Linked DNA regions of Homo sapiens: region 2 is linked to region 1. Evidence: read pairs that join two places in POLR2A ChIA-PET (ENCODE). Cell type or tissue: MCF 10A. All regions are shown on one strand. Links, peaks and the distances in the headings refer to the core of each region. The heading gives the core; the rest is flanking DNA.

Region 1 (2,913 bases), core at 159-2,658:
GAATAAATTTTCTCAAGTTACAAAGATAACTGTACCAGAAGAGCCAAGCCTTCCAGGCACTCTCCCTGCTGGAAACTGGAGCCTCCCATTTCAGTGACAGGTTACCACTAGAGAGCAAAGGTCCTGTTAGGATCCTGCCCCATATGTATAGATAATATGGCAAAAAGGTCCTGCATGACTAGAAAGGATATCAGAGAGAAATTACCTGGCATCAAAGGGCCACAGGTGGCAGCTCTCTGCCATCTTAGTTGGAGCTGAAGATGATCTGGTCTCTGTTAATCCTCTTCCTCACTGACTACATGTCTTTTTAGGATATCTTCTACTGTGAATATGATAGCTAAATGAGGAGCAATAATCCATTATTTGTTCAACCGCTTACACATTCTTTATTGTCTTTTGTCATTTGTAATGTGTATTATATACTGTAAATCCCTAGAGGACAGAGGGTTTATGAACTCTCAGTGTTATATACTATATTCTACATTCAAAGAGGCTCTTAACAGAGACATTTTTGCTGATGGTGATAACAATAGTAGAGGAAGTCTGTATACACAAAGGGGCATGCCCTGAAGTCAACCATTCATGGCAACAGGTGAAGCCACAGGCAAGGGACACCCAAGTACACACACACACACACACACACACACACACACACCTCTTGCAGGTTGAGAGACAAATTGCACTGGACAAGCCAAACCAGGGAGTGAAACAAGATCAAAGATTCTCCAAATTAGTGGAGACATACTTCCACTCCCCAGTGTGACTCATGGCAAGTTTATCTGATAAGAGTCCAGCTTCACAAAACAAGGAGCGCAAAACAAGGCACACTGTGGCGAACATGGCAATAAACAAACAAAGATGCGGAATGTGCCAATGGGAAAGAACTACATCAATTCTGAGCTGGCCCTAACACATTAGGAAATATCCTCTACACTGGAATAAAAGTGAAAAAAAACCAAGCAAGTAGAGGGCAAAGGGTAACTAATACTCTTTTTAGATATAAAGGTCAGATAAACTCTGAAGGACACTATCACATCTGAAAGGTGGTGGTTATATTGAACCTGTTAAGGTAAAGCAGGTAGGGCTCTGAGTCATGAGAACAAATCTATCTCCTTCATTGCCTGCCTGCCAAAATAAACAAGAAGGAGGCTGCATTTTCCACAACAGCCTCTCTGTCCAGTCTTGTAAACACCCAGGTCTTCACAAGCCTAGTACAAATTAACTACATAACCTTCATGGAAAGCAAAGCTCAACTGCCCTGGGGAGAGTAGTAAAGCTAACCTGTTAAGACTAATGAAGAAGCTAGGCCTGGAGTTCACTCATGGAGAGTGAGTGAATCCTCCACTATCCATGTCAGATAATGAGATGGGGATTAAAGACCACAAGTGAGGAAAGCCTCTCTCTATGTCAAGAGTCAAGATGTCCTGTCCAAAAGTCAAATTATCTCAACAAAAACTTAAGAATTAATTTCTGCATAGTATTTAGCTAAATGACAGGCAGGAATGCAAAAGTTACATATATGCTTCTTCCCAGAGGAGTAGACAATTTCACTGGGGAGCCAAAATACAAGCCAGCCAGAGAACAACAGTACAAACAATCAATAATCAAACTGATGCTACATTTTAAGACAAACTACAAGGACCCCATATTCTTCCGTCAAAACTATGCTGGAAAATTCTGATCCTAGATCAATCTACCTGTCTGCCTTGGAATCTATTACAATCAGGTTGTTGAGTGCTTCTAGGGCTAGAGGGAAAACACACACACATACACACACACACGTGCACACACACACACACACATACACACTCACCCCTTCTTTCCTTCCTCCTGACTCTCAGCAAATAACTTCACCTCCTACTTCATAGAGAGAGTATGAGCATCAGGAGAAATTCCCTCAAGTTCCTACACCTCTAACCAACCAACTTAATCACCTGCATTCTTATTTTTAACCCTCTGATCTTTCTAAAAGACACAACTTTTGACTCTAGAGCCCATGCTCCATCAATTTTTCTCCCCGTCTTTGAATTGTATTATATCTTCCTTCTCTACTGGCTCTTTCAAAACAGCACTTAAAATAAACATGCTCAAGTCTCTCCTGTGTTACAATACATAAACAAAACTCTCCCCACCCTTCTTCACCTGTCTTCCTCCTCTCTCTTCCTTCAAAGTCCAAGTTCCAAAGGTCACTGACTCCTCTTCTGCACTTTCCATTCACTTCCCACAACTCCACTGAAAATGTTCCAGTAGCAGTAACCTTTATTTTGGACATCTGTAGTCTTTGCCTTATTTGACCTCTGCATAATCTACAATGTGTGTCACACTCTCCTTGAAACTCACTTCTCTCCTGTTCCTCTTACCTTTCTGGCCACTCCCTTTCTGTGGACAATTTCCTTCAGGAGATCCTCTTTCTCTGCTTCTGACACCACTCTCCTGTTGGAGTTCCCCAGAGTTTTTGTCTCAATATACATACACTCCTAAAGCCAGCTCCTTCTCCCCTCCTATGGCTGTGGTTTGATAAGCTGATGACTCTCTCACCCTCTCACCTATCACTCTCCTAAGTTTCATGTTCATTACAACCAACTACCTCCTGGACATCTCTACCTAGCATCCCTCAGAAGCCTCGACCGCAATGTAACCTAAATTAAACTCAGTATCTTCTCGTGGACCATCACTGCCACCACTTCACAGAAAATAACCTTCCTCCTCTTATATTCTCTATTTTAGTTCATGACACGACCCACCCACACAAATACTCAAGCCAGAAACCTCCAAGTCATCCTAGGTTCTTCCCTCTCCCCCTCATATACCACATACAATTAGTCATCAAAACACATGGATGTTACCCCTTCACATTTCTTGATTTGCCTGCTTTATTACATTACTATTTTCACAACCTTAGTTTCACTCCCT
Region 2 (2,913 bases), core at 254-2,753, 120 kb before region 1:
CTTAAAAAAATAAAATCCACAAAATGTAGCTTTACTTTGATAGGCAGGCACTTAAGCACAGGGAATAGAAAATCCAGAGTAAAGCCCAAGTCCAAATATAGGCCCATATGTAGACCTGAGAAGCATTTAGAGTGAAATTAAGCCCTAAAAAATCAGGTCCAGGCAAAGACAGCCACAAACCACTACCATATAGTCACATGTAGGCAACAAAGGTAACACTCCTTTCCTTAGCATCTAACCAGCACTACTTTGTCAATTTCTTAAATTAAACTCCACTGCCCGTCTCATTCTGGTATTTCCCATAGACATGAATACGCAAAAAGTATGAAGTTCCACCCAGTGATTAGGGAGCCAGTGAATTGACTCATGTGGCCAAAACAGAGGCTGTATAGGACAGAATACCTGGAATCAGTGCTACCCCATATTCAACTAGAGAGTCTCAAACAGAAATAGAGAAAGTGTAAGTGGGCCAGGTGTGGTGGCTCATGCCTGTAATCCTAGCACTCGGGAAGGCCAAAGATTCCTTGAGCACAGGAGTTTGAGACCAGCCTAGGGAACATAGGGATAACTTGTCTCTTAAAACAGAAAGACAGAAAGACGGACGGACGGAAGGAAGGAAGGAAGGGTTGGTTGTAAGCATTATTAAAAATTTGAAAACTTTTGCTGGTATATATGGAAATTTTATCTAAAATTCCAGGAAAGCCAGGGGCTTCTAGATTGCATATACAAAAATGGAAAGAACTGCTCTATCTGCTAGATTAAATACTGGGCTTTTCCTTTCTAACTACTAACCTGTGAAGTCAACAGGAACTGACCAGAAAAAGCATTTTTCTCCCTCCTAAGGAGTTCATACTTTCATGTTCTCTTTAGGGGGATACACTTTATCAGCTAACAGCACCCAGAGATATGGCATAGATAATTTAAATAAGACCTCATTTAGAAACCTAGATTTCTCTTTTTGATGGTTCTGGTATATAAGCAGAACCCTTACATATGTATGTTTACATTCTAAATTAGGTTGTTTATTTCAGATGCTTATATCCTTAACAAATCTCTTTTAAGATTGGATCAGAAGTGTTCTCAATAAGGAGGAATTAATTTGCTTATCCCAAAGTAAGCTGTTTCCCAAAAGGTTATCAGGGAATCCAAGAGATTCCAAGATCAACTAAATCTAGAAGTTGGGAGACCTGGTTTGTGGTGTTTTTTGTTTGTTTGTTTGTTTGTTTGTTTGTTTTTTTGAGACAGAGTCTCGCTCTGTCACCCACGCTGGAGTGCGGTGGCACGATCTCAGCTCACTGCAACCTCCATCTCCCGTGTTCAAGCGATTCTCCTGCCTCAGCCTCCCAAATAGCTGGGATTATAGGCGCCAGCCACCACTCCCAGCTAATTTTTGTATTTTTAGTAGAGATGGGGTTTCACCATGTTGGCCTGGCTGGTCTCGAACTCCTGACCTCAAGTGATCCACCCCCTCGGTCTCCCAGAGTGCTGGGATTACAGGCATGAACCACCATGCCTAGCCACCTGGTTGGTTTTGTCCTTACGTTGGTCTACCTGCCAAAGATGGCATTAATCTGGGGTGTACTTGGGGAGCAAAGCAAAGGATGCTTGAGTCGCAAAAAAAAATCTCAATCCCTAATTCTCAGCCCAAAATCAAATAATTCCAATTTAGAGCAATAACTCTGATTAGCAGTGAATCTCTCTCTGAAATATCCCAAGATGAGCAAATGTTATTGAAACTGTAAGGCTGGGGGCCTGGGAAGAGATGAAAAATCACCAAGGATTTAAGAAAAGCTTTGGCTGGCCTCCAATTTCTAACAATGCTATGATGTGTTCCTCTAGCTTCTCCCTCCCTGAGCTTCCTGTCATCACACAGCACTGAGGCAGAGGTCCAACAGGCAGCATCAGCTACAAACAGGCAGCAAGGAGCCAGAGCACTGGAATTCAACTACAAAGTTCAGGGGACAAGCTCAAGGTAGGATTGATTCAGTTCCTCCAACGGTTAGAGACAAAGTATGAAACAATCAGCTAGGGGCCAAACCCAAGGGCAGGGGCCACTCTTAGCTAAATCCCTCCCAGTGACTGCAATAGAACCCTCTGGGGAGCTCAGGAAGGGGTGTGCTAAGTTCTATAATATAAGCTGTCATATATTTGGCTCCTCTGTATCTCCCTCTTCCCTAGGAGACAAGTGTGAAGGAAGGAGCTTAGATAAGACAACCCCTCAAACCCATTCCCTCTCCAAGAGACCTACCCTCCACAGGCACAGGTCCCCAGATGAGAAGTCTGCTACCTTCATTTCTCATCTTTTTACTAAACTCAGAAGCGGTGACAGCAGTCAGGGACAGACGCACATTTCTCACACCTTCCCTTCATCTAAGAGATGACAGGGAAAACTGCAGTCAAAGCTCGGTGCTCCCTCTGGCAATTTTTAAATCCTTTTTTATTCCATGAGAAGTCGTTTTTAGGGAGAACGGGAGTTGAGACAAGCTGTATTTCAGAAATGCTGTCGTAATGGTTTTTAACACCTTTTACTCTTCTTACTGGTGCTATTTTGTAGAATAAGGAACAACATTGACAAGTTTTGTGGGGCTTTTTATATACTTTTTTAAAATCTCAAACTTCTATTTTTATGTTTAACGTTTTCATTAAAATTTTTTTGTAACTGGAGCCACAACGTAAGAAATAATGGGGAAAAAACTGCCTTGTTTCAACAGTTTTTGCTAATTTTTAGGCTGAAAGATGACGGATGCCTGGAGTTTACCTTACGTTTAATTAATATCAGTATTGTCTAAAAAAAAAAAAAGAATCAGCTGGGGGCATAGTTAGCAGGAAGAACAAGTAATTTTGATCAGAAGATTCATGATTGATTGATCCTTAGCTCCATCCCTCACTAGCTGTATCGTTTTGGCAAAGTCA

The links. Peaks named below come from ENCODE experiments on the same cell type or tissue, not always from the same donor. Only the 100,000 strongest peaks of a DNase experiment are listed, where the experiment ranks them.
Region 2: POLR2A ChIA-PET joins it to region 1 with 5 read pairs; 7 of 35 experiments call an interaction of 5 or more read pairs at or near these places.

What each region holds. Positions count from the first base shown.
Region 1 is chr1:39,115,276-39,118,188 of GRCh38, reverse strand. It overlaps a transcript of MACF1 not described here. Among named protein-coding and RNA genes, the nearest start is that of MACF1, 88 kb to the left of the region's middle. In MCF 10A, for the core only: no CTCF peak of the experiment used is centred there; a DNase peak (open chromatin) is centred at 1,138.
Region 2 is chr1:39,237,606-39,240,518 of GRCh38, reverse strand. All of the region lies in intron 2 of MACF1 (microtubule actin crosslinking factor 1), which reads right to left. Among named protein-coding and RNA genes, the nearest start is that of MACF1, 34 kb to the right of the region's middle. In MCF 10A, for the core only: no CTCF peak of the experiment used is centred there; no DNase peak of the experiment used is centred there.